Regions from separate parts of the Mus musculus genome. Here all the other regions are linked to region 1. The links are chromatin loops, found by intact Hi-C in ENCODE. Cell type or tissue: heart. All regions are shown on one strand. Region 1 holds the start of Hdac4 (histone deacetylase 4). Region 2 has its middle 19 kb from the start of Gm35992. Region 3 overlaps Hdac4 (histone deacetylase 4). Region 4 overlaps Hdac4 (histone deacetylase 4). Region 5 overlaps Hdac4 (histone deacetylase 4). Region 6 overlaps Hdac4 (histone deacetylase 4). Region 7 overlaps Hdac4 (histone deacetylase 4).

Evidence for each region. A loop is a pair of places that touch in the nucleus more often than their neighbours do. Peaks named below come from ENCODE experiments on the same cell type or tissue, not always from the same donor. Only the 100,000 strongest peaks of a DNase experiment are listed, where the experiment ranks them.
Region 2: a loop joins it to region 1, with 2.5 times the contacts of the local background. A loop is called at or near these places in 12 of 42 quality-filtered maps.
Region 3: a loop joins it to region 1, with 2.5 times the contacts of the local background. A loop is called at or near these places in 3 of 42 quality-filtered maps.
Region 4: it touches region 1 in a loop (1.9-fold over the local background); 8 of 42 quality-filtered maps call a loop at or near these places.
Region 5: it touches region 1 in a loop (4-fold over the local background); 12 of 42 quality-filtered maps call a loop at or near these places.
Region 6: a loop joins it to region 1, with 2.2 times the contacts of the local background. A loop is called at or near these places in 12 of 42 quality-filtered maps.
Region 7: a loop joins it to region 1, with 2.2 times the contacts of the local background. A loop is called at or near these places in 3 of 42 quality-filtered maps.

What each region holds. Positions count from the first base shown.
Region 1 is chr1:92,176,811-92,180,810 of GRCm38, forward strand. Hdac4 (histone deacetylase 4) reads right to left here and starts at 3,531. Exons shown (of 27, transcript NM_207225.2): 1 at 3,448-3,531. In heart, a CTCF peak has its summit at 1,712; DNase peaks (open chromatin) are centred at 621, 2,551, 2,971 and 3,681; H3K4me3 peaks cover 2,508 bases; H3K27ac peaks cover 2,534 bases.
Region 2 is chr1:92,358,299-92,362,298 of GRCm38, forward strand. No RefSeq gene overlaps it. Among named protein-coding and RNA genes, the nearest start is that of Gm35992, 19 kb to the right of the region's middle. In heart, a CTCF peak has its summit at 2,214 (motif pointing left); a DNase peak (open chromatin) is centred at 766.
Region 3 is chr1:91,967,517-91,971,516 of GRCm38, forward strand. It overlaps Hdac4 (histone deacetylase 4), which reads right to left. Exons shown (of 27, transcript NM_207225.2): 15 at 3,427-3,560; 16 at 837-942. Among named protein-coding and RNA genes, the nearest start is that of Gm46242, 90 kb to the left of the region's middle. In heart, a CTCF peak has its summit at 1,711 (motif pointing left); no DNase peak of the experiment used is centred here.
Region 4 is chr1:92,014,561-92,018,560 of GRCm38, forward strand. The region is part of intron 4 of Hdac4 (histone deacetylase 4); the gene reads right to left. Among named protein-coding and RNA genes, the nearest start is that of Gm46242, 140 kb to the left of the region's middle. In heart, CTCF peaks have their summits at 1,969 and 3,417; no DNase peak of the experiment used is centred here.
Region 5 is chr1:92,111,478-92,115,477 of GRCm38, forward strand. The region is part of intron 2 of Hdac4 (histone deacetylase 4); the gene reads right to left. Among named protein-coding and RNA genes, the nearest start is that of Hdac4, 67 kb to the right of the region's middle. In heart, a CTCF peak has its summit at 2,295 (motif pointing right); DNase peaks (open chromatin) are centred at 1,954 and 2,814.
Region 6 is chr1:92,098,865-92,102,864 of GRCm38, forward strand. The region is part of intron 2 of Hdac4 (histone deacetylase 4); the gene reads right to left. Among named protein-coding and RNA genes, the nearest start is that of Hdac4, 79 kb to the right of the region's middle. In heart, a CTCF peak has its summit at 1,693 (motif pointing left); DNase peaks (open chromatin) are centred at 787, 1,227 and 1,837; H3K27ac peaks cover 1,228 bases.
Region 7 is chr1:92,028,727-92,032,726 of GRCm38, forward strand. Hdac4 (histone deacetylase 4) reads right to left here. Exons shown (of 27, transcript NM_207225.2): 4 at 1,229-1,470. Among named protein-coding and RNA genes, the nearest start is that of Hdac4, 150 kb to the right of the region's middle. In heart, no CTCF peak of the experiment used is centred here; a DNase peak (open chromatin) is centred at 2,085.

The sequences.
Region 1 (4,000 bases):
TCAACATTACACAGAAGGCACAACGAAGACATTAAAGTCACTTTTCTGACTCAAATGAAACCCAGAGCGGTGACAGCTCAGAAGGGCAGACAACCTAACACCATACTGGGAAAGTATTCCAAATTATCTTCTCAAAGTAGCTGTGCTCTTCCAAACAACTCAATAACACTAACCTTCCACACAGGCTCATCCTGGGCCCAAAGCAGAGGTAAAGAAAGGCTCAGCCTTTGGGACTCAAGGCTGCCATTCCTCTCACATCCCTGCTATCAAGGGTGTGTAGCATCACCTATTTCTTGTAGCTGTGGGAGCAATAGAGGAGACGAAGATGGAAAGTGCTCAAAGAATGGCCCATGGCTCTTACTGGGTGCTCATTTAAACATCTGCTACTGACTTGTGTAATCTCCTGATCCAGGGAAGGAAGACACTCTCATCTACTCAGGACCTTACAGTGTTCTAACCGGGTCCAGTTACATGGAGGGTCTCAGTGGGGTCCATTTGTGTGGACCCCAGTCTGGCCTTTCAGGAAGTACGGAGGCATGTCTGAGAGGCAAGGGCAGCAGCAAAGCCAAGAGCAGCTGCAGATGCCAGACCACATTCCACCCTAAACAAAGCCCATCCTGCTCACTCACATGAGCCCAAGAGCAAACAACTGACCTCCTGACAGCTCAGAGCACTCTGCAGAAATGGACTAGGGTCTGTTCAAATGCAGCAGCACTTCTGATTCTGCCCCCCTCCGTCACCTGCACCTCAAAGGTCAGTGTCACACTTAAGGCCCAGAGTTGGCTGAGCAGCAGGACACTGGATGGTCACTGGAGACCAAGACAAAGCCACTCCAAAAATCTCTTTGGGGCCCCTACCCCAAGACTGGGTTACAACCAATGGGACATGAGCTCAACTCTGGATTCACCCTCTGAAGCCTGCATAGTCACCCCAGGGCCCAGAGACATCAAAAGCCCTGGTCCTGGGACTGAGCCCCCCCACGCCACCCCAATCTTCCCGTGCAGCAGGTGTCTCTCATTTCTGCATCTCCCTGGCTCCCTACATCAGGTATTAATGTATTACTTATGGCAGCTTCAGAGTTCTGAAAAACCAGCCGTTTTCAATAGAAAATGGCATGGACAAGGCTTGACAGGAGTGATGAAATTTTCTTCTGCTCTGGCAATTAGGACGGCACAAAGTCGCCTTTCCTTTGGTGCCACCCCCAACATCAAAGGATTGGAATTCAAAGCCGTTCATGCTGCATTGAAACCTCACAATGAGGCTGGAAAATGGAAGTCGATTACTGGGCAAAAATATGCAGTAGTTAAAAGGAAAGAGTTCTAACGAAATTAAGCTGCAGCAGCCCCACGACGTGTGGAAACTTCCAGCACCAGAGCTCTTCTGGTAAACATCAAGAGGGACATCCTCCTAACACAGGTTTGAAAGCAAAGTCAAGCTAGGAGCCAGGAGCCCCAGGAAGATAGAGTGCTATGTTCTCTTGCCCACCTCACCAGCAGCAGCCCCTAGCTTCTGAGAAGGTGCCATCTGGGGGCTTTATATGTTGCACAGCTCTCTGATGTTGCTAACCACAGACATTCTTGCTAGGGCTGCTTAGGTCACATCTGTCCTTGGTCTCTAGGCTATCCAGGCCCCGTCTGCAGTTCACAGTCATTCTTCTCCCCCACAGGGCTCCCAGATACCCTGTAAGCAGCCTGCAGACCCCTAAAGGGGGCAGTGTTACCTCTGCCTTCTAGCAAACCCAGCCTCTTCTGGGTGATTACTGCTCTTCAGGAAGGCATTTGATCTTTAAAAGAAAAGCCAGAACACAGAAAACCATAGAAGTCTTACAGTGTGTCGGGTGTGTGTTTTTAAAGCATGAAAATACTTCCCTCCCACACAAACGGGGAGTTCTTCTGGGGAAAGATGCCACAGATCCCGAGGAGTGGCAGATCTGGGAAAGCGGATGGGTCTTAAAAATAGACAATTGAACCTAGACTAGAGCTGCAAAGCTACCTGGGGGAAAAAAATGAGAATTTTTAACTAAATCTCACATATTTTTTGATATCCAAAACTCCATCCTGATGAAACTTCTAACTGGGTGGCATTTTGCATTTCCAATTATAATGGAGTAATTGTGTTGCCATAGTGACTGCAAAATTCTGCAATAACTTTTGCTGCCTTGTAACTGCTATAGTGTATATTTGTGTACAAGCAGCTGAGTTTTCTTAATTCAACCTCCTTGCCTCTCCACAAGCACTACACCTACCTACACCACCACCACCACCATCACCTTCTTTCTGGGTGGATTTTGAAACCACTACACTAGCTTTCATCAAGCCGGTCCTGAAATAATGCACGGAATTATCAGAAGCAATTAAAACTCCTGGCAACCTCGATCATATCACGGAGGAAAAACCGAAACCAGGTCAAGGTGCAAGCCGCCAGCATCCCCCTAGCCCCAAAGTGCGACAGGGCCATGGCTGTTTACACGTTAATACTCGCAGGCCTTAAATGCTTAGGTGGTTTGTGGGAACAGACAGAAAAGCCTGAGCAGAGAAAAGCAGGGAGGCAAAGTGACTACACAGGCCTTTCCTTCCTCCCCGGGCAGGCAGAGTGGCTCTCGGAAAGCAATTAGGTAGGTCTCTACAGTAATGCAATTAGGATTTAGTTAAGAAAGTCATTAGTTCTAAAATAACTTAAGTTTAATTTCTGCGACGCTTTATTTGAAAATCGTGTCACAGCAGGTCAATTTACAGCATGCAATAACCAAAACACTGCTATCAGCGGCTGCAAGTTATTAACAAATTCTCGGTGTGCATTAAAGGAGAACACGGGTTCCACACCCGGCCTTTCCGACCGACTCCCGCTGTGTGAGCTACAAGCTGTGCCTTCGGAACCCTCGCTCAGGGTGGACACCGGTCGTCTCCGGGGCTAGCGCAGCTCCTCGCCAGCCCAGCGACGGTCCGGGCCCGGCCGCGGCCCCCGCCCCGCCGCCCGCCGCCGCCGAGGGGCGTTTTCTGCAAACTCACAGGCTGACAAAGTTACATAAACGCCCCGGCCCCCGCCCCCGCGCGCCCACCTGCCCGCCCGCCGGCGCAGGCCGCTCTCCCGCCCGCCAGCCCGCGGCGCAGGGCCCCGAGGCCTCGGCGGGGCCGGGCGTCCACCTGCCGCCAGCAACCGGGCGGCGCGGACAATGACGGCCGGTGGCTTACCGCGGCGGCGGCGGGCCGCGTCTAGCCCTGCTCCGGCGCTCCGAGCCGCATCTCCTCAGCCTGCGCCGCCGCCGGCGGGCGGGCGGGCTCGGGCGGCGACGGCGACAGCAGCCGCGTTGAGCGGGCCGGGCGTGAGGCGGCGCGGCGGCGGCGGCGCGAGCAGGCGCGCGGGCTCGGGCTCGGGCGGCGGCGGGGATGGTGCTCCGCGGCAGCGGCCCCACAACCTCCCCTCCTCATTCACAAAAAATTGACCCACGTTGAACCATGATGCTGCTCCCCCTCGAGCGCAGAGCCGCGCGGGGATAGGCCGCGCCCTACGCCCGTCAGGCGCCCCAGCCCCGCCCCTCCCGTCGGCGGCCCACCAGCCATTGGCTACAACGGCTTTGCGTCACCTCCCCCCGTGGGCGCCGCCCCCTGCCTGGTTTCTAATGAAGAAAGCGTCAATTACGGCTCGGCCCCGCCTCCAAGAATTCAGCCGCCCTTCCATTGGTCCGAGAGTCCTAAGTCCGCCCCACAATAGCCCAACAGCCAGCCCCGCTTCGCGGGCGCTGCGAAGGGGCTCCGCCTTCGTCCGCCCTTCTCAAAAGTTCCAAACCCCATTGGCTCCCAGCATTGTCAATTCTAATGAGCGGGGCGTACCGAAGACTCTCCAGGCGCCCGCTCTGAGAGCTTTTGCTGTTTTAGAAAGAGCAGGGAGCTGGTGCGCGAACTGATTGAAGCCGTGGACAGACCTCCTTGGCAGCCCGCGGCGCTGCCCGGGTCAATACAGTGTGCCTGAGCGCCTGTCTCATGCTCTAAGGGGGCGCGGA
Region 2 (4,000 bases), 180 kb after region 1:
ATGTGTGTGTGTGTGTGTGTGTGTGTGTGTGTGTGTACATGCACCAGCACACAGATTCTCATCAAGGAACTCTTGTGGGGTTCCATCTGTAGTATGCAAGCGACCCACAACTCATTTGACTTGCTATGGCTGCTGAACCCCACCCCGGTTGGCACTTGGCTACCGGTTTAGGTTCTCTCCACTCTTGGTTGCTTCTTTCCTGGGTCTGGGTCTTGTATCTACCTCTCTCCTCACCAGTTGCTTCTGATTGGAGTCTAAAAAGGCTGCAGGTGTGTGGTGGGGGATGGGATCATACTCCGACCTGTAGCCTGGTTCCTCTTGAATCACCCTAAGCCATTCTTCTGAGCCTGGGGTAAGCCTGAGGCAGCTGAAGCTGCAACCCCAAGGATCCAAGAACTGAGCTTAGACAGGGTGTCCTCCGAGGATCCAGGTGGGCAACCTGCAGGTGTTTGCCTGTAGGGACCGGGAACCCTTGTGAGGTTCACCTTATTAATGTCTTCCCACTCACCTGGAAGAGTGTTCTGAAGTCTGTGCCCTGTCAACGGTCCTAACTCTTTCCCTTCTGCGCATGCTGTGGGCAGAGACAGACGTGGGAGGCTGCGGCAGCCTCTGCTGAGGTTAGGAAATCTTTCCTAACCATCCAGGGAACCTCTCCAGCTGCACCACTCTGTTTTCTGGATCTTGGCACTTCTGTCATCCCTCCTGCCAAGATCCGTGGGCACCCCAGGCTTATCTCTCACTGCCAAGAGAGGTAGGACAGGTGGGGACAAGAGGAGAGGTGTCAGGAGGTCCATGAACTGATGTACTGTGAACTCTGGGGTCCCTGACATCTTTCCTCTGTCCCCACTTGTTGCGGCATGAGTGCAGATAAGAAAGCAGAATGCCTCCAAGGGACTGTCACCACTTGGCCAAGGCTCTTGATGTCTACAAAATCAGACAGCCTGGGCATGGCTAAAGGATGAAATCAGGGGATCCTGAGAGGGTAGGCGGCCTTCTTGCAAAGGTGCCTTTGTGGGTCCCTCAGCATATCCAGATAGACTAAAGCTAAATAGTAAGGCAATGAGGGGTAGGAAGCTAGAAGTGGGGTGCTGGACAGTGGGCTATGGTCCATCCTACAGCTCCCAGTCACATGAATATATCCTGACTGCAGTCTCTGGTCCCACAGTTGCCCAGGTAGGGACTGGACTGAGTGACTGACCACCGCCTGGGTCCTAGACAGAGACATCTGCCTGCATCTGGGTGAGGTCTTCTTTCTGTATTGGGCAGGGATCACCTGCTTATATCAGGACAGGGTTGTGTGCATGGACTCTGAATATGTTTCTCTGTATTCATCTGGGTGAGGTTACCAGCCTGGGTTAGGGTGTGGTCATCTGCCTTCAACTGGTTAGGGCTACTTCCTGTCCTTGAGTTGGGCTGTTTCTGTTATCTGCCCAAGTCAGGTGTCTCCCTCCCTACCGCCCCCCACCCCACACCAACTTTGAGATGTGGCAGGCATGCAGAGAGTGGCTGTTACATGCCAGGGGTTTACAGCCTTAGGAGACCCTGACAAGCCAAGCCTGCAGCTGGCAAATCTGCCCCTTCTGCCAGAGAATTACAAAGGAGAATTACTCCCGAGGCAGCTACCTCTTCCAATAAATAATACATGCCCGTAAGGACACTGCAGAGAATGTGGAATCCCAAGCCAGGCATGGATAGCTCCATTTTCCAGATCAGTCTACGTGTAAGCAGCTGGAACAGGAGAGAATTCTCAAGGCCCTGCAAGCCCTCCCTACTCAACAGGGTAGTGTAGGAAGACACCAAAGTCCATGGTCACCACCACGGAGAGCATGCAGCCTGTAGGGTGGCCCCAGTGAAGTCAGAGAGCCATGGTAGTCAGCATGCTGTAGTCTCCTAGCATTGGCTTGCTGCATGGATTCCCACTGGGCAGCAACAATAGGATGGTCTCAGCGGGAGCCTTGGGGCCCTGAAGGTGCCCTCCATGACCATCTGTAGTATGTCTCTTTGATGAGGTATATCCAAGCAACAACTTTTTTTTTTTTTTTGTATTCCACGAGGACCATGGGATACCATTGAAGTCCTGAAGCCATTCCTGCAGCTCCCTGATGTCCATAGTGGAAATGGCGTGGGTGTGGAAGTTCCCATGTTTCCACTCTTGGAATTCATGGCACGCTCTCCTTAACCACATTGGATTTGGTGCGCCGCCTTGTGGTCTTATCTGGGAACTGCATCTGCCCACCAAGCGGTTCCTGACCGTCCTCTCACCCCATGATCCTGTTCAGCAATCAGAAGCTGACCTTCAAAGCCTCCATAGTTCCTAGAGGGTGCTATAGTTTGATTCCAGAGAATGGTCCATCTTCACGTTCCAAAATTTGCATGTCAAGATCATGCAAGTACCCCCAACTCCACTTCAGCTACTTCTAGCAAAATGGCAGGAGATGGAGACTTGGCTTTCCAGGTGAGGGTTTCCTAGCAACCTTCTCTCCAGGCCAATGCTTGCACCCCTCTCCAGGTCTGGCAGGACATTTGGAGACCAGGGGCAGCTCACTATCAACACCGTTTCACATTGGCGGATGCCCTTCCCGTGCCGTCTCAGGGACTGTTCTCAGCCCATCTGTGGGCGGCTGTCTTTGAGCAGGGAGTATGTGCCCTACCCCGATTCCCTTGCCCAGCCCTTGAGAGCATTCAGGAATGGTCGACAAGTGTAAGTTGGATGGTGAATGAGGTGGGGCTTTTCTGCAGGGGGAAAGAGCCTCTGTTTCCCTGGGCTTGGGATCTGTCTTCAGCCCTACTAGGCCCCACCCAGTGTCCACTCAGGTTCTGTACATTCACAATGGCCAAGGTCACATCACCGCAAGCCACAAGAAGGCCCTGCCTGCAGCTGGGAGAGCTGAGAGGACCAGCAACTGCTAAGTGTACTGTGAGTCCTGAGGGGCTCACCTGACCACACCATTACCCTGGTGGCCATACTCTCAGCCATCCTGAGGGTCACCTGGGTCATGTGGGAAACCAGCTCTATATATTCTGCTCTGTTCTCTCCCAGCGATGGGAAGCTCAGCCGCCTCACTTGACAGAAGAGCCACCAGAAGCATAGGGGAGGTAGGAGACCCAGGTCCTACACCTGAGGCTATTCAGTAGCCATGCCAAGCCCAACAAAAAGGCAGGCATACACTGACACTGTCATACATGCAGATATATGTACAAGTACGCATTCTTACACACACATGTATCACCACACTGTCTGCACACTCGTATTACTGCACACACACACACATGCACACACACACACATGCACACACACTCAGAGAGAGAGAGACACACAGAGAGAGACTAATACACACAGAGACAGACACACACACACAGACACACACTCTCACACACACACAGTTGGCTTTGCATGCTATCCACTCACACACTTGAGTGTATTCAGCCCACATCTTCTAAGAACAAACAGCCATCTCCAGGAACAGCTCAGATTAAATCCATATTTAGGAGAATTTCCTGAAGAAAACATAATCAACAAAGATGCAGTTCCACCCCAGGGAGACAGCGCTTACCTCGTTATGCGGAGCAATTTAGCGCCTCGCTGACTAGAGCTTTCTGTTGCAGAATATAATATTTGCTTTCCCTTCGCATCAGCAAAAGGCCCATTAAAGTTATTTCCCGAAACAAAAAACCATCTGTCCCCTAAAGGTGGATTTAAGATAAGATACTGCCTGAGGCACAGGGCTTCAGTACCCAGTTTGGCAGTCTGATCTCTGTATGTGTGCATCCTATGTGTGCTCCCACTGATGAGGGGCCCTGAAGCAGGGACAGCATCTTCCTCATCTTGTCCACTGCCCAAGAGCTGAGTCTCCTGTGGGGAAAGGGGTGTAAATAATCATGGAATACATGGTCTTTAAGATAATTGCCACAGCAACTTCTATCTGAAACCCAGGAACTAGGAAGCAGGCAAGAAACCAACAGAGAGAGAAAATAATTTCCAATTAACAGTCTTAAAAGA
Region 3 (4,000 bases), 210 kb before region 1:
TGCTCCTTGGTACTATCACTAGACCAGGCTACACCACAGAAGGGCTCTGTGTGAGCACAGCATCAAGAGCTTGGAGAACATGTCTGCTGGGAGCCCTCACTGGCAGTACTCTTTGGACTGGCTGAGTACCCGCAGAGGGGTCCCCTGTCTCCTGATTGAGGGTGAAGGCAAGCACTCAAAGGGCCCACTAGAGAGGGTGAGAGGGAGACAGGCTTAGTGCAGCCCAAGAACCCCCATTGTGGGACCACGACCTGAAGTCAGAGTCTCAAGGAAGAGACCAGAAGAAACTCTAGCTCTGTCTCTGTTTCTACTGCCTGTAGTTCTGGATCACTGCAAAAATCACTGTCTCTGAGCAGTTGGAGTCTGTGGGGTAAGCCAGGTTGGTGATGTAGAGTGCACTCTGGGATTACATAGGGCCCCACAGTTTGTCAAAGCCTACTTTTATTTGATAAAGCCCCTTCTGCTGATGCAGGATGAGTCTCTGCTAGCAAGAACCTGCCCATAGGAGTGCTGACTGACAGGGGCAAGACTCAGCTCCCGAGTCTAACCAATGGCTTCAGTGTGGCCAGGCCAGGGACTCTCCAGGCCTGCTCTGAGCCTTCCCCTCAGCAGTCTTAGAAAGGAACTGCAAATAGGGCAAGGGCTGGGTACCCCTGGCCGTAAGCATTCCTGAACAGCTTCCAGAGCTGACTGTGCTCTAGGCTTCTCTGCGCCGTGGCCTTAGTGGGAGCCAACCTTCCTGTCCTGGCCAGCAGGAGCCAAGGGCTGGAAACATCACTTGCAGATCAAACCTGGTAGGGATGTAAGGAGGTCTCGAGTACCTAGAAGTTTCTTACTGTCCAGTTTCTGTCTGTTGAGAGGATTTGTGCCGTAGAGGAGTGTGTGGGCCTCCGAGTGCACTGTCTGCAGCTCCTCCAATGTGGCCTTGCGTCCACGGATGCACTGTGGGACACAAGGGGAGAACATGTTTCTGTGTCAGCTCTATCTACCATGACAAGGCCACTGCCCCAGAGGGATGCAACCTGAATATGGGGATAGGCACATCATTACTGACTTTCTGAAAAGTGGAAAACAAAACAGCACATAACATCACATTTCAAAATATTGTAGATGGCTTATATTTTAATCATAGCTTTGAAAAACATTTAAAAAGAGAATTCTGCTTTTTAACATGACCCCCTTTACTGTCACACAATAATTTTCAATAAATTATTACTTTGTTTTCTAAAACCAAGGTCTGGGCTTAAAAATAGCAGGAAGTATCTAAAGTGAGGGAACTGCCTGAGCTCCTTCTCGAGGGGCCTCAAGCCACTGCTCTACTATCCCCTCAACACTAGCCCTTTGTGGGACACTTTGAACATGGTGACACACTGTGCTCTGTGCTGCACTAGGAGCTGGCTACTGTGCTCTTGTGCCTCCACACAGGCAGTAAGGACTGAGGAGATGTGGCTACCCTGCTTTTATCTATTGTGTTCTTACCCCTGCCTGGCTCCACCTGCTTTCTTGGCTGAGAATATGCCTCACAGTTTCTGCCTGCGTGTACTTTCCTGGGAGGGGACAAGAAATTGATGAATGCTGAAAACTGAAGGCTGCCTCAGGGCAACATCTGGACACACAGAATGGTTAGTTCATCCTGCAAGGCCAGCTCAACAAAGAGGAGATTTTTCTCACGACTTGTGTACACTGGTCAATGCTGCCCCCCAGTGGCATAGCATTCTGGACAGACTTCCAAAGCAGGTGCCTGTGGCCTCACCGCACCCCTGTTCATCATCTTCTATCCAGAGGGACTTCAGAAGCAGGTGTGGGCCTGATACTGAGACATCCTCAAAAGTGAGGTACAATACGGGTGGTAAGGGAGTCAAGGGCTATGTGAGCCCTGGGCTAAATCTAAACTCTGAATTCTCCAGTGCATAAGGGAAGGCAGGTGAGCCCACTGAGAGAAAACAGAAATTACTGCTGTTCCATGAGGTATTTACTGGCCTTTGAGGTTCCTTGTGCCCTAACCTATACTGATGTGCAGGACTGAAGGGATTTTTCTAGCTGAGGAGAAGACACAATAGGTTCCTGTGGCAGGTACTGCAGGCAATCCTAGGAGGTAGGTGATGCCAGCCTTAGGGCACAGGGAAAGGAACGAAGGCTCACCCGAGGCTAACAGCTCCCAGGCACAGGACCCTGGTCTCTGTCTCTGCCCTACCCAAATTCATCCTTTCTCCTCAGAGCTTAGGACTCCTGAGTACACAGGGCCTGGGAATGCATACCTGCTGTGTCATGACACAGGAACCCAGAGAGGCCTGACATGATCTTGGACAGAGCCCTTTTCTATGTGACCTGCTCTGCTGTGGCCAGGTATGGGGTGAACACTACACCCACTGGCAGGTAGGCCAGCCCTGCTGAGGGCAAGCATGGCACCTGGGGAAACTGAGTACCAATACCCAGAGTGACAACCCAATGTCTGCCACACAGCTCCTTGGGTAGAGACACTGGCATAAAGGAACCAGAGGCAAAGCTAACCAGGCTGAGGGGTACTTTCTATACTGGCTACTGCCTCACAGAACTTTCCTTCTGAGGAGGAAAAGGTCCAGAGTTCTCCGCATATCCCCAGAGCACCTTTCTGATACGTACAACAGGAGAACACGGGCTCATGAAGCCGACAGGGCTGGTGGGACATGTGGGCTGGTCTTCACTCTGGGTCTTGGATCCTTCCCTCACTTCATAAGCATGGATGTACACACTGGTCAGCCACAGGGAGCAGCTGAGAAGTAGCTAGGAAGAAGGCAGGGACAGCCAAGGGGAGTCGGCCTGGCATGTGGGTTTGAGAACAGAGCAGAGTGGAGCATCTTCTGTAGAAGACACCGAATCTTAAGGAAGCAGGTAATGTGCCCTCAAGAGCTCATGGAGAAGAGGCTAGACACCCAATATGGTAGTGCTGGCACTGCAGATCTGGCAGAAGGTGACTGGGAAATGAGGACTTCACTCTTAGAAGTTATTATGGCTCAGACCTGTATGCCTAAACTAGTTCTCAAATGAACAGGCTGTCACAGGGAAAAGCCAGCTCACACAGCAAGCTGTCTCCTTTCTGCTTCTCTGTTACATTGTGGCTTAGTCAGGGGATTCTCATTAGATGTTGGTACTCTGTTTTTGACCCTCTAGCTACTAAAACTGTGAGGTGGTAAACAGACCTCTTTGCCTTATAAAGTATAAGCCTCAGGTATTCTATCACAGCAATAGAAAAGGAACCAAGACAGGCTTCTCAAAAGGCCACAGACAGAATGGATGGAGATGAGAATACATAGGCAATGTTTCCTGAACCCTCTCCCTTACTACAACATGAATACAGACTGGTAGAGAATATGAATACCGCAGGCTGGAGGCCATGTCCTGGCACAAACAAGGTGGAAGGGGTCTCTGTCCCTATAGACCCCATACCTCACACTTGCCACGGAGTCCAGTCTCCTGCAGGCGGGACCAGATGCTCTGGATCCTCCCAGCATGCTCCGGGTGGCTGTTGGTGTTCCCACAGGTGCACTGATGCTTCAACATCAGTGTGTCATACACAAGACCTACAGTGGAGCAGAGCTAAGTCAGAGTAGTCCCCAGGGCTGAGCCACCCAATGCCAGAAGGTGGCCCTAAGATAGCAGCAGAATTCCTAGGAGGGAACAGAGCAGAACTGGTTCTTGGTTCAAGTTCATCCCACCCCCTTTCCAAGCTGGTACGAGAGGATCGTGATAAAAGCATAGTCAGAGAGAGACCCAGCACTGGCCAACACTGCAGCTCAGGAAGACTGGCTACACCATAGGGCCAAGTTATGGATAGAAAGGCGAAAAGGTAAGACAATGGCACTGAGGTCTGGGTGGCCTCTGTGCTACACTGACTTCTAGGAATGGCAGGTGTTGGTCCCCTCAAGGCCTGCCTGCGTAGTCACTGCCCAGGCTCTGCAGCAAGCAGGTCAGTTAGGTGGGCACTGTCCAAGGTACCAGGTGGTCCGGGTCTGAATGGGTT
Region 4 (4,000 bases), 160 kb before region 1:
TTCACTCTCAATGGCAAATTCATCTGCCTTGTTACTGATACATTCATTCCTTGGCTGGTATTTATAGCTTACTTCTTTGGGATTCCAACACAGATTGAAGATCAGGACTTCTGTGCCAGACTGGGCTTACTGAGACATCTATCCTCAGAGATTGAGCAATTACTGTATTCTTAGCCTCTCCCTCATGAGACTACCAGACCAAAGCCTGTAAGCCAGTCTACTAAACCTCCTTTAGTGTGTGTGTGTGTGTGTGTGTGTGTGTAAAATATTTATCTCCACCATATCAGCTCTGTTCCTTTAGAGATCCCTGACTAAGAAAGAACAGTTTAAAAGAGGAAACTAAAGCAAAGAGGCAGCCTAATAAAGTTTTTACCTTAGGTGGACTGGCTCCTAAGCAGTTTCGATGATGCCCACATGGGAAAACAGCTAATCCTTCAGCATATGCTTGAATATATGAACTAGCTGTGAGGTCCAAGCATGTGCGCATATGAATGTACACAAATGTGGTTTCAGTAAACACGTGTGAAGATGGTTCCACTTCACACATGGAGTGTGTGCACTTCATATGCTGCCTCATGTCATCTCCAGCAAGACTTTATGGAAGACAAATAGATGTACCCAGAGATATGTCCAATCTCTCTGATGCTGGATGAGCACTCAAAAGAGGAGCTTAAGCCAACCTTCATGAACTACATATAGTGCTGCCAGGAGGTTAGTGCAGCCACAGCTAATCCTGACACACACATTGCAAGGTTCATGCTTCTAGAAGTGCCCAAGCTGCACACAGAAGGCCTTCTTGTACTCCCCTCTAACCACAGGCCTTACAGCTCCCTGGTTGGATTTCTTCCCAAGACTGTCTATCACCAGCTTCCACAGTCAACTACAGCACTGGGTAGACTGAGGGGGTGGGACTGTAAACTGCTCTGAGTTTGTTCCAATCAGAATCACAATATGCCACTTACTCAGCATGGGAAATTCAAGTCACATCATATCAAGAATGTGATGGAAAAGTGACAGCAATTGTATAATTGTTTCCACCCCAACAGTCAAACCTGTGTGGCCCAGGCATTGAGCCACTCAGATTACTTTCAATAAAACATAAGCATGAGCAAAATAAACAGGGCCACCAACTTATTCATACCATGGGCATAATAAAAGAGGTGCTGGTCCCTGTCCTGTGGGGCTATCCTGGAAGACCCAGGCAAATTCTCAGGCTACCATACCTACACAGACACCCTGGGGCTGACCTAACCTAGCCCCAGCCCCTAGGACAGAGGTTATAGCTCTGTTCTCACCTATGCTATACCTCCACAACCTGCCGAGTGAGCCTTCCTAGTCTAGCTTCCCTAATGCTATAGAAGTAAGCCAGAAGAGGTTAGAGCCTCAAGACTTCTCAGAGCTGTCCAGTCACAACTGTGGTTGTGTGCAACAAAGATTTACTGGGCAGACTGAGCAGGTGGCACTGTCTGTTTATGTAAACTTTATGTCCCTGTTTATGTAAACTTTCCAGAGCTCTCCTGAGAAAATCAGTTACTAAGAAGATTCATGGGGCAAAGGTCATTTGCAGCCGGGTGTATGGCAGATTAACTGGAGAGGGTACAGGAATTCCCCATAACAGCTTAGAGAAAGAGACTGAGAGAACACTGAAAGACTGCCCAGGCCTGCCCAGACCCTACAATGGCTACCTTCCCCACAGAAAGGCCACTTGCAGAAAGCTTAACACTGTGTCTAGCAACAGTGGGTGCAGGGGGCGGTCAGAGAAGGCCAGCAGAGACTCCTGGCTCTCTGGTTTATATTTCAAACAGCCACTAAAATGGCCTCTAAAGTGGATCTCTGCCCTGAGCTGGCAGCATGCTTCAGCAGAGTATGAGGTGACACAGCAGGAAGGGAAGATGGGCAGGCCAGCTGCCTGGCTTGGTCTATCCTCACAGAAGCACCACACACTTTGCTTGCTGCCTTCCCCATGCTTCCACGGGGCAGCAGTATTGCCCCACAATGAAGACGAAATGACAAGGAGTGTGAAAACACTCTGAAAGTTTGATATGAGGTTGGCATGTGTACTTCCACAGTTTTATCTTGAGTCTGTTTCTGAAAGACATCCCCTAAAGAGGACAGTGTCTCACGGAGGACAGCTGAAAGTCAGAGGAAGTTATCAGCAAGTTACAACCTAGCTGGATGGATGGGACAAGGGACCAAACCCAAGTCTCAAAATTGCATCCTCACTTGGCCACCCTTGTTGATAGCAGTCAATATATAGATAAATCTAACATAAGTCAGGATCTAAGCTCCTCTCAGCCAATGGCACTGAGCCACTGAACCCAGCTCCAGTTCTTATAATAACTTCAGAACAGTAACATTTTTCTATCCTTTATGGGAAAATCAGGTTATAACACTTTGTACTAAGCTTCATTCCAAGAGACTACTCCCAGCCATTCTAGGAAAGCCCCATTGTATAGTCCACATATTCATGGACTCTAGGGCTGCTAGAATAACATCTGTGAATAAGTAGGGTCAGTCAGAGAGTTCTTAAAGGTATGGTGGTGGTGTCCACAGGTAATGCACCCTCAATGGGTCACTAGGCAACTGGCATCAGGTTAACTTTTTACCTGCTTTAATCACCTTTGGAAAGCAAACATGGTGACATTTTTAAAAATAATAGTGCAATCATTTTATAATCATCCATTCCAAGAAACAGCCCTAAACAACTAGCTCTGCTCAGAGACACCCAACTCAGGAGCATGGAGTAGGTCATTGATGAAGAGTCTCTCTGTATTTTCCCTTAGTAACTAGAAGTAAAGCGAGTATCCTGTTATAGTCAAAAAGACATGCAAACCTGAAATTTAAAGAGATACAGATTGCAAATAATGGCCAGATTCCCAAAGACACCCCAGAACAATGCTGCTGGTCCTGTGTGTGTCACGACATCTTGAGGTCATGTTGCTAGGGCAGAAAGAACTAACCAGATCTGTGTTCCTCAGCCCATTACCACAGAACACTGTCAGTGACCGTTTATGACCCAGGCACTCGGAGCTTTGCTTCTTTCCTTTCTTTGACCACACACGGTATCTGTCACAAGAATCTCCCTCCTTGGTTCCACAAGGGCTGGGCCTGTACTGTCCAGTGAGAAGACACCACTGAGTGTAGAATTCAGACCATAATAACAAGCCTTCTGGAAGAGCTGACTTTACACTGGGTAAAGTCAGCTATCTGCACGTAGTAACTCACTACCATATCCAAGACTCTGCCAAGGTAGAGGGAGAATGCCGAGAAGAGATCTTCGGCAGATGCAATCCATATCACCACAGGACAGTTTAGAATAAGATAACCACAGTGTGGTGGCTCCAATGAGAATATGCTGGCATAGGCTCACATACTGGAATACTTGGTCCCCAGTTGGTGGAACTGTTTGGGAAGGGTTAGGAAGTGTACCACTAGGGGCAGGCTTTGAGGTTTCAAAAGCACACATCATTCTCAGGATGTGCCCATGCAGCTACTGTGCGGGTGCCAGGCCTCCTGCCTGTTCCCATGCTCCCTGCCATGATGGTCGTGGGCTCACCCTTTGAAACCATGAGTCCCCCAATTCTGTGACAGAGAGCACAAAATATTGTGTTGAGAATAACCAGAAGATAAACCTTTTGCAGAGGAGGCTACTGTTGTGTGCCTCTTGGTATAAAAGTGCCTGCAGTAGGAACAGGAAATTCTGTTTTAAAAGAAAAGAAATATAGGAACTCTTCTATAAACTGCCTTGGCCATGGTGCTTTATCATAGTCACAGAAAAATAAGACACACAGACAAAATTTTCTAACAAAACAAAAACAAATACAGTAACAGCAAGGCCACTATTCTAACTGGAACTTAAACCAGGTTCACTTTTAAGCCAATGCTCAGTTTTGAGCCACATACTTAACTCAAACTTAGTTTAATTGACCCCAACTTTTAAATTTACTAGACATTCAATTTAATAGACATTTTTTTTCGTGTAAACCCAATCAGACTTTTT
Region 5 (4,000 bases), 65 kb before region 1:
CAAGGGGTCATGTATCTATACTTTCCTGAGCCTATGGTAACAGGGGCAACAGGAAGTACAAGCCATGGTAAGCAGCTCTGTCCTCTTTAATCCATTCATATTACAGCCTTAAGCATCCAGGGGGCCCAGAAGAGGCCACTGCAGCCCAGATGGTTTTCTCAGGTCTAACCTATCCTGACTCTGCATGTTCTATCTTGCAGGCTCACGGATCTAGAAACCCTGACATACAAAAGGCTCAATGCCTGGATCAGCACAGAGGCCCAGCCAACATAGACTCCTGGGGCCCACAGCTCCTGCCAACAACAGTAGCTACCTTCTGACAAGTAGGAACTGTGCTGCTGCTCCTGGGAACTATGGGCTGCTTTAGAAACGAGAACAGGGTAGAGACCAAATACTGCAGGGTGGCTGGCCTCCCATGTTTACCTGCCCAGACCTCTAGCAACTCACATGATCTTAACTGACTTTCTGAGATTCAGAGGGCAGTTCCCACAGGAAAGAGTATTCTTGAAAAAGCCCTACTTCTCAGACAACTTTCTGCCTAGGATATTACACTACAGTCTGTACAATGTTGGGACATAACTTCTCCAGGCTCATATGAGCAAAACGGAACGGTTTTGCATTTTCTTTTCACAAGAAGTATTGACTAGAAGCAGCCAACATGGACTTAAGAGCAGTTGTACTGGATTGTATAGTGTACCCAGATATGCATCACAGCTTGTGTCAGAGATCTGTCTCTTTTTTCTTCTGCAGCTCATCGGCAAATTGAACACACCACCCAGCAGCTAACACCCCATGCCCTACTCTCAACTCTAGTCCTGAAGAGAATGATCACGCTGCAGGAAGCTGGGAGAAGCCTAAGACTGCCCATTATATGGCTCTACCTAGCCATATAATGTAAGGATATGAGCGAGGCATCTGAATCTCTGAGCCACACTTTCCTCATCTGTGAAACAGGGTTTATAAAGGTACAATCTGCATGTGTGTGTGTGTATGTATGTATGTATGTATGTATGTGTGTGTGTGTGTGTGTGTGTTACAGAGGAAACTGTACTAACACATAATGCAAGACCTGGCATCCCTTGGAAGATGGCTGCAATCTTCAGAGCCAGTATAGCCAGGGTCCTTTTCCATCTCCTTGAGCTACCTGACAACTGTGACACAGCACAGCTGACTAACTAGAGCAGCCTCTGGTAATTTTTCTAATAGGAATTCAAACAGGGCCTCGGGACACAACGGGTGTTGTTTAGGGCCAGCTATCTTCCTAACACTGGAGGAGCTACCTTTCTGCCCAGGTGATGAACAGTTCACATTTCAAAAGGGCAAAGGTATGTGCTCAAAGTCCAGTCCAGGCACATCATGGTAAGCGGAGCCTAGAGAGTCCCATCTCCATCAGTACAGAGGCCTAGCCTCCGGAACAAGACCCCCGAGCACTGGGAGCTGCCTGCCAGCTCTCTTCCCTATACAGGGCTGTCTGTGCACAGTGGAGACACATGAATGTTCCCCAGGGACATTCAGGGGATATACAAACAAGTGTACCAACAAACTGTATACCCACTTCATTCCTAAATGCACCCCCTTCAGAAGCAAGCTGTTGGCTAGTTAGAAGTAGCACTGTGAATAATGGTCCCCCAGAAGTTCAAATACTAAAAGCTGATTCCAAAGCACTGGTCACTGGGAACACCACTGAGCAGTTATATAACAGAACTCAGGAAATCCCTTAAAGTTTCTTAGCAGTTCAAAGGTATTTTACCTTCAGTTAGGATCTCTGTTCAATTTGAGAAGCCCCTCCAAATCTGTTTGTCCAAGAGCAGAAAATTCCAGTACTGCTCCGCCGGGCTTGCTGGGAAGAATCTCAGTGCTCTGCCCTGACATCTGGTTTCTATTTCATATCCATGTTGTCACATTACATAACAAGCAGATGATATGAGGAGTGCCACAAAAGTTTCAGCCCAAGACTCACAGAGAATGCCCCAGACATTGTTTATCTTCAGGCCACGAGCATTCACTCAATCTAACTGGATAGACACTGGGCTGCTCAAAGGCCAGGGGAGTGCCCTGTCTCCAGGGCAAGCAAAGCAAGCCTCAAGACAGCCTGTAAGTGAGCCAGCTCCCCTTCCTTCCTCTCCTCCTACCTTCACACAAAATGACCTCTGGCCTATATTTAATTTTTCTGCACCTGGAAATGCCTTCTGCCTTGGAGGTATACAGGAAGGTAACTAACACGCAGGGTCACAGTAGAATCAGGGGCAGAAAGTTCCTGAAACACCTGCCATTCCACCTGTGTGGGGCCCAAAAGAGAAGCTTCTACTAAATGGATCTCCACCCGAGGGCGCAGTCCTGCCAGCAAGAATCCTGAGCCTCTCCACACCTTGTCTGCCCTGTACCCACTGGCACAGCCCTCCTCAGCTTATTTGCAGAGGTACTCTGTCACCTTGGGAGTTCCTTGTACCACAGACAAAAGAACAAGGAACTACTAGAGAATAGGCAAGACAGAAAGGGGCCTAACTTAATCTCTAAAACAGAGGCAGACTACTCCTTGTCCAGGATCCCTGAATTCGTACTCTGCATTTCAAACTAGACACACCCATAACATGGCCAGGAGACTTTCAGACAAGTCACAAGTTAACTTACACAGTTAATTATACCATTAATCAAGGTAGTATTTTCCTGTAACAAATACATGGTGTAAATGCCTTCTATGTGTTCAGCAACACCTGAGCAGTCAGGAGGCTAATGTGGGCGTAGGTCATTCAACTATCTGCACTTCCCCCCAACTTTCTGCCATGTGCCTGCTGATGCTGGCCTCGCTCCCATGCAGCCATCAGCCTAGAGGCAGCTTAAAAAAGAGAAAGCTGTCAAAGACAAGTGAACCCTACTCACTGAAAGATAGGTCAGCTACCCTGAGCCCAGGAACCTGCTTGAACACTAGAATCTACCTTGAGAGAATGCCTCAACAGTGGGTGGGAAGGGCAGTCCCACCGTAACAGAGAACAGCCTATCTGTCTCTTGCCTCTCATTTCTTCTTCCTTGCATTTCATACTGGACTCTCAGGCCCCTAGTTTAGCCCCCAAAGAATAGAGGCCTGTTCACAGAGCTAGAGTTCTAGAGTTCACTCAGGCATTAGACCTTTGTGGGAAAGCTAAAAAAAAAAAAAAAAAAAAAAAAAAACCCTCACCCCTTAACGAGTCTACAGCTGATGAGCCTCCATGTCACATGACAGCATCACCATTGAAAATGGCCATATGTCCCATGCCCAACCAAGGGGCAGAGCAGCAATGCCACCTAAGCAAGGATGGGATCTCAGGACTCTCTTCTTAGAGGGGCACTCAGCACTAGTGCCAGAGTTTCAGTGCCAGGGCCCCAGACCCTGAGGGCCAGACAAAAGGGAGGTCATCTGCCCACTGTTTATCTCCATCACACAGAGCCAGAGGTGACAGTACAACCCACCTTTCCAGAGCAGGCTCACCAGGGTAAGTTCCCACATGGCACCCAGAAGGTTCACTCAGGCACACATGCAGGTACACTTTCATATGTGTTCTTTCCCCCCTTAACCATCTGATGAGTCAAGTCATCAGTAAAATCCAAGCAAAAACTTCCCATTGCCCTACATCCTAAACACAACCCTGTGTGCTATTTATGGGGTGTATGGCGAGGGGTAAAGTTTCTACCATGGCACTTTCAAGCATGAATGCTGTCGGACTTGGCTCTTTGTCATCATCTGTTCTATGCTGCAGAGGAAAGACAAACCACTCTTTTCTTTGATTATCCAACTAGTGAAAACTTTCACACTGGTCTTTATGAAAATGGACACTAACTCAGAAACAGGCATGGCGCCCTAAGGGGGAAGTTGATGATTGTTGTGCCAAAACCCCAGAGCACTCACCAGAACAAGCACAGAAAAAAGGAGAGTGAGCAGAGCTCTATCCCATAGCTGGACACAAGCTGCAAAACAGAGGCTTCAACAGTCTAGGACAGTGGTCACAGGCTCAGGACCAGCAGG
Region 6 (4,000 bases), 78 kb before region 1:
AAATATAAAAGATAAACCACCAAAGGAAAAATGTTAAGTTTTGGCTCAGCCACAGTACAATTTAAGAAGCATTTTTGTATATAATCTTTCTTGTACTAAATAATGTCTTTAAAACCATGCTTGACAGTAATCAGAGAAAAATCCACTTTTTAAATTAAAACCTAAGAATATACTAATAGTTTTTAATAAATTTGTTATTTCTTTTCCAAATATGAGCTATTATTTCCTGTATTATTACTCTTACATGGTTCCATGCTCAGTTAAATCCTCACGTGGGGAAGAGAAGCCTTCCCAAAAAGCTGACCATGGGGACAGCCAGTGCCAATGACACAGGGACCCCACAAACCAAGGCACATCTATTTTCATTGCTGAAGGACATTTCTTTCTGTGTATAACAAGAGGAGGGGGAGATCTCTGAGATTTCCAACAGAGTTTTAGACAGACAAGGGATTCTGAGTCCCATCAATTACAAATTAAGGTTCTCAATTTGAAAAGCTTTATACAATATGATTGGCAGAATAAATAATCTAGACAGCAAGAAAACTGAAAGGAAAGAGCTGCTCAGAAGTGGGTGCCCACCCCACTTTATCATGTATGTCCCACAGGATGTCTGCATGTCCCGGGGTAACTCTCAAACAGAAACCTATACTACTAACAAAGGACTCAGCTGCACAGGCTCCCTGGGCCTTGTGCAATGGAACACAAGGATCACCAACACAAGGACCTGGGAGTTTTGTGAGAAAGCCAAGAACCAAGGCAGGGAACGGACTTGCAAGTCATCCTGGCCTGCCATGACTGGCCCAGGCTGGCCAGGCCAAGTGTGAGCTTCCAGGGCCAGCTGCGGGGCCAAGGACTGCCTTCCTGGCCAACAAGACAAGCCACAACAGCTGTGACACTGACGACGGGCACACTAAAATAGAAGGGTGTTTGTTTGCATCTCCTGTGATAAAGACCTGTGTGGGGGTGGAGCACTGAGAAGACCAGAGCAGACTGGAGTGAGATTTTAATAAAGTTAAATAAAGCCTTGTGCAGTATTATATGCCTACAATCCCAACTACTGTCAGGAGGGTTCAAAGTTCAAGGCTAGCCTGCACAACAGCATGAAACCTGTCTAAAAATACAAAGAAAGATGGTCAGCTCATCACCTAAAGAGAGACTAGGGAGCTGGGTGGCTCTGGAAACAGGCACATACTCCCCTCCCTGAACTGGGGCTGTGCGGGTGCCAGTATGTAATACCTCATGGGAGAACCCACAGCCAGCCTGCTGCCAGGGCCTAGAGTACAAAAACAGCTTTAGAAGACAGCATACAATTAACACAGCAACAATCATCTTCCTAATTTAGGGTAATCTCTGCTTCGTAGCCCTTTTTGGCAGTGGGTGTACTAGAGCTATCTGTGTGGGTGCTTTTCATCTGGTTACTCGACGTCCCCAGTTGGAAGATATCAAGGAAGATCTTAAATGTCCACTAGCACCTTCTAGAGAAAGGGTGAGACTCAAAAGAGTTAGTAGGCCTTGCCCTCCCAGAAGAAGGAATGTTTGTTCGCAAGAGTTCATGACTACTGATCAGGCTTTTGTCTGCAGCCTGGCAGCAGATCAGGGTAGGACACTGCTGTTGGGGCAAAAGCCTGGCTGGGGGTGGGAGGGATTGGAACTTCAGCTCTCTGAAAGAAGTGGGGACACAGAGACAGGTCTGGCCCCTGGTGGCTGGGAACCTGGGTGCAGTATAAGAGTGTCAACAGTTCAGGTGACCCTGTGCACTGCCTGTCGAGGAGCACCAAGTGCTGTCTTTGGTCTGGCCCACAGGCATTGAGGTCCAGGTTCATCCAGTCCTGGCTCCAAAGAAAGCAGAGTTCTCTGGCACAGTGCTCTGGGTGAGAACACAACCTCTGGCCAGCATTTGTTGTTTGCTGGACATGTGACGCAAAGGCTTTTGAGAGCTTCTGAGAGAGAATAGCAACCCCATAAACACAGACGTCCTTGAGGCAGGGGCCAAGAGAATCCAAGAATCTGATGGACTGGGGGCAGTGACCCAGATGCACTACAAGAGCCTTGTACCACAGCGGACAGGCATAGAGCCTGGAAACAGAGACCTACCAAAACTTTATTTAAAATCACCTATCTTTATTCCAGAAAAGCAAATCAAAGTCTATCTGGGGATTCAAACAAAGTAATGAGTGAAGTCAGGTCCAGTGACCAGTGATCACAGGCACAGCCATTGGACCAAAGAAAGAAAATTTTATTTCTCTCTCTGTTTTTTCTCCTTTTAGAGGAGGAAGGCAGAATAGAAGACAGCCAGTGAGGCCATCTTTCACAAAAACCTTTAACTGTTTTTTGTTTGTTTGTTTTAAAAAAAAAAAAAAAAGCCTACAAGGGACCAAACCCCACATGGGAAAGGTACCCAACAGCACCCCACAGGCAAGTTCATTCCAGCTCTCTGGCAGGCACGAAGTCAGTAACTTTAAATTATCACATCACAATAAACAATAAGCCCCATTAGATGTATGTAGCCTTACTTTAAAGAACATGCAACCAAACATCCCTACAGTAATATACCAGGAATAGCTACTAGCCTGGGGGTTGAAGGAACCCAGAGCCTCCAACCCCACCCCCAACAGAGGCCTATGAAGGGACTGAGATCTATGGAATTTGGATTCCTTGAAATAGCAGAGGCCAGCTGACTTTTGAACTTTAGGGTCCCAGGATTTCGATATAGTAGCTGTCCTTAGAATGATGGAGATTCCCTTTCCAGAAGTTTGGCTAAGACCTGATCCTTTCCCAATGTTAGTGAAGAATTTTAAGCATCTTGCAGAAAACTCACTTTTAGAAATAAAGTGCCCAACCCAAAGATTAATAAACATGGCACAGTCGAGCCCAAGGAGTGAAGACACAAGGCGGGACTCCAGAGAAGCAGGAAGGCCAGACCCTGGCTACCCCGAGGAACTGAGGAGCAGGGAGAACTCAGGCCTTCTGGTGTCTTGTAGCTGCTGCCCAGGTTGTTCTATTTGTCTTCTCTCTGGATCCACTCAAGGCCCACACTGAGATACTGGCCTATGCTCCATGAACACTCTAAGTGGTTGGCTTGAAGACCCCAGAGGCAGCAAACCTGCCCTCCTTTCTTCCTTCCTGGTGGAAACCAAGGCAATGGGCATTTACTAATAAGCACCTGCTGGGGGTAAACACTGAGAGAAGACTTCAAATGCCATAAGAAAAAATATAGCAAACCACCCACAGAAATGTCTATAGAGGGAGCCAGGCCACCCTTCCTCATCACCAGCCTGTCTCCCAATCATCCTACAGGAGCTGCTAATTCTCAAATAAAACAACACACTTTGGCAAGCACGCCAAGTACTGTAGGTCAGGCAACACTGATGTCCAAATACAAGTACCCTTCATGCTATTATCCAAGAGGACATGGAGGACCAAGTTCACCACACAGGTACCTCCCCTTCAGAAGAGGGTGACACTTCAAGCCAGAGGACCTAGAGGGAGGAGCAACATGAGGCCCATCTCATCATTATAGGGGAATGGGTAATGTCAGTTTTTGGAAGAACAACTTGCAAAAGAAGATATATAAGCAATCCTATCTACTTTGTGGGCAGAGTTGTCTGGAAGCAGGGACAGGATGATAGCAATCAGGACACTACTTAGCTACCAGGGCAGGCAGGAGGTGGCCATGGGGGGAGACGGGGAGGAAGAAGAGGGAGGGGTAGGGGAGGGGAAAAGGGGGAGCGAAGAGGAGGAGGAAGAGGAGGAGGAAAGCAGAGGCACGAATGAATGTTAAGGGTAGAGGAGAGCAAGCAGCCTGTGACAGGCATGCTTCATGTGGTGTGGGACAGTGATACACCACACAGGCTGGCCCAGGCTGGACAGAAAACTAAGCCAGGGCCTTGGTGAAGGAAGCAAAGGGTTTCTTTCTATACCTTCATAGTTGCTTGGGCTTTGTTTTACTCTGGTTCTGGGGGTGGAAGCCAAGGCTTTGAGGCTAAAGAGCAAGCATGCC
Region 7 (4,000 bases), 150 kb before region 1:
TGAGGTTTCTAGATTCTCTTTCTCACAAGGCCCAAGCAGAACAATGTTCTCAGCACACATTCCTGAAAGGGAACCTAGAGCTGTTACTGGGCCTATTCACCAGGGAAGGCAGGGCTCTGCTATCTAAACCAGTGACAATGCAGCCTCTAAACCTTATGCAGCCTATCTCTTAGGAATCTACAGTATAGCCTATATAGATAGGAGTCATTGCCCAGGATCCTCCCACAGGTTATAAGACTGGTCTAGTTACGGCAGCATTGTGGAGTGGTTAATACCAATCCAGGGGTTCTAGATGCTGGGACTCCATCTTGGTCCTGTTCTCTTGGGTAGGGAAGGCGGGTCTAAAAAAGCTGCTCCGTGCAATGACTGGACTAGGACATCGATGTCTGACTGTATATCCTTCATTCTAAGCCCAGCTAGGCCTCAGATGCGAATAGCATGACCAACATAGTACAATAACATGACACTCAGGGCAGGACCCATCCCTTGCCACAGTAAAGACTGTTTGTCACCAAAGCTATGATGTGTTGTGTGATTCTGTTACACAGCTGTGGGCAACTCGAACAACTCGTGTGGGAGGCTTTTTGCTTTACTGTGACGAGTGCAAGTATAGTTTCTACTGGACAGTGTGGCTCAACATGGTTCTCAGTAGAGATTTTCCTGGTCTGCCAGTTTCACCATGTATCTACATACCACTTGTGTGGGTTTCTTTTCAACTTATTTAATCTGAAATTCTGGCTATCTCCCTACATGTATTTTTAGAAGGCAACTTCTATACAATGAGGTCCTGAGTCCTCTTCAGGATGCATAAAACCTAGGACATTTGGAACAGCCTTAAAGTGAGGGTCACCTGGTACCTGGGCTTTGACATTTTGTGAGTAAGACTGTACATTGGGGACAAAAGGAATCACGTGCCACCCAGAGGGTATTTGGTTCTCGGGTCTTAGCATTCCATAGATGATGCCAATCCTTGGAACAGAAGGAGAAGATGTCACCCAGAAAGTACCTGGTTCATGGGACTATGTAGTAGATGGATAAAGCCCATCCTGGGCACAGAAAAAGGAGCTGTCACCTGTCTATACCTCAGTACTAGATAAAATCATACCAACCACGGGGAAGAAGAAGCAGACATCACCCAGAGGGTACCTGATTCACATGTCTAAGCTCTCCGGAGATAAACAGACCATGGACAGAAGGACATATGGCACAGCCCAAGGTTGCTGCTCACCTTGATATGTTCATGCAACTGTGCCTCATGCTGTCGGGACAACTGCTCATGTTGACGCTGGAACTCTGCAATGAGTATCTGCCGCTGGATCTGCTGCTTCTGTTTCAGTGCTAGGAGTTCCTGCTGCAGTTGCTGCTCCCGCAATGCAGGTTCCAAGGGCAGTGAGAACTGGTGGTCCAAGCGCAGGTCCATGGGTACTGCTGTAGGGGCCACTTGCAGAGGCAGCGCTGTAGCCACGTCCACTGTAGAGAGAGCACAACACAGGAGAGTGGCTCACTATGTCAGCAAAGCTAGCCTTGAGGTACGGGTCCCTCTTTCCCTGTAAAGCCTAGATGTAACTATCATGGTGTGTTGGTGGTCCAAAGGGCATCTGGTGTCCCTTGGCCGAAGGCCTGGTAGGCTCAACGCACAAAGCTCAGAGATCCCAGGGCTCTGTCCTCAAGCATAAAGATCTTAACAGCAATGAGAGATCTGGCGAGGAAACATACTTGCATCAAGTTCCTACTACCCCACACTTTGTCAAAATGAGAGGCCCCACTCTCAAAGGACCCCACTGCAGACCCAAAGGCCCATCTGATGTCATATTGGTAAAAGCCTACGCTTAGCCAAGCAAGAAGCCAAGTGCCAGTACTTGGACAGACAAACCGCCTGTACTTTGCTTCTGCCCCTTCTCTGAATGAAGCCACTGCAGAGCTATGTGTGAGCCTCAAGAACAGTGTGTGCCATAGAAGTGGTCCAGATAGACACTCAAGTGAAGAGCCTGTTGCCATGGTAAAATGAGCACCCTCTTGAAAAACATGTTTACCCAACCAACTGCAGCCAATAAAGTGTGCTCCTGGCGGGCAGCATGAACGTTCATCAGCGTGGCTTCTGCACTTACACTGTGCCAAGGGAGAGGCCACTGTGATTCTCATTTAAAGCAGAAGCCGAGTCAGTCTCAGGGCTTACAAAATTGATTCCAAATTAAAGTGTGAGAAACAATGTGGAGGAAAGGTACGTTTTAAATGACCAACACAGGGCCAGAGAGATGGCTCAGTGTGAGTAAAGACACCTGCTACCATATCTGACAATTGGAGTTCAGTCCCTAGGATGCATACAGTGGAAATAGAGAACCAACTCTTGAAAGCTATCCTCTTTTACACATGTATCATAGCATGCATCGCCTACTTACCACCCAAATGCACATATGTATACACACAAAATTTTAAAAACACAATAAACAATAAAAGAACAAATTACCAACTTGATGAAGAAGCACCACTCCTACTGCAGGCTGGAGCAGTGTGTCAAGAATGGGCTCTGTGGGAGCTAGAAAGCTCTAAGTAAAGTGCAGGGCTGCTCACTATACAGCACCTGGAAACAGGTGGCTATGCAGACATTCACTGGGTTAGGGCAAGAGCCCTGTATGTCCTCCCTCCAGAAAGCCCCTCCACACTGCTCTGGTTGCTGTGCTTCATCTGCCTATACATAAGCACTGAATCCAAGGGAAGGAGGCAAGAACGTTGCCTACTGGAAGGAACTCAAGTTTAGAAGGAAGTTCAAGGACAACACTGGTGGTATATGCCTGAACCAGACCCTGGCCATAAGGTGCTGATGGTCAGCAACTTAGGAACCTGACTTTGATCAGAGACCTAAATGTGGCTATCCTGTATCCCTGCTTCTGGCTAAGCCTTTAGGGTCTTCTACTCACGGATACAGGGTAGTCTTGAACCAAGAGATCCCCTAAACCTTCTTCCTGGGTAAACTAACTGACAATACTGAGCACATAGACTTGAATAAGAAAGGTACCTTGTGCTTGTGGTCCCTGGCATTCCCGTTGCCACTCCCACCCAGCAAGTCCCAAAGCTGGCCTAGGTTACCAAATGACTAGAGCTCTGGCCCCAGGACTCTGCTTTGTCCATAGAGTAAAGCTGGGGAGAACTCTAACACCAGAACCCTGGTGTTCGGCCTCAAGATACAGCTCTCCTGCAGAGAGTCCATAGGACTCAGAAGGGAGGTGTGAGCCACCACACAGATCCTCTTGGTACCCATCAACAGGTTCTGACAGCACACTGACTTCTGACCTAGCCCTTTGGTCTCCACTGAATCTGCCAGAGCTAAACTGTCAAAGGGTAGGAGCAGACAGAGCCCAAGGAATAAGTAGGCCTTGGTCTAACAGCCTGCCCAGCCATAGGGCCACCAAGCAACCAAAAAGGCAATTGGATCTTCATGTCCAACAGAAGCCCACTGTGGCCCATGAGCTAATCTCTCCTACCACACATAGTAGGATCAGCAAGGCTTCTGCCCTCCTCATCAGTGAGGCAAGGGATGTTTCTACTTTCCACACCTTGGCTCAAGCAAGGTTCATTAGAAGCCTTTTATTTGAGCTTTGCTTGCTCCCTGGGCAGGGGCTCTCTCACACACAGGGATAAGGACTGGATTACTCTCCTTGCCTTGCCTTTTTAACCTCTTATTACAAAATGAAACAAGATGAAAAAGTTATCAGGCCAGTTTTGTAGAACGACATTATTTCCATGTTTTCAGGGTAAGGAATTAAAGTGAGCCATCTCCGTTTAGAAAGGGGAAGACTTCCTGAAGGAACCTCAGGGTAAGCTCCTTCCTCAGTCCTCAGGGGGCACAGTAGGTAACAGCTGCTGCTACATGCTGGGGTTTTAACTGTCCCCCTATTTTGAGCTCACATATACGATCCTTAAACTTGCCACTCTCTTGGTTAAATGTCTCAAGCTATTTAATGTGCCTTGATTTCCTGGGGTAAGTTACATCACCTTTCTC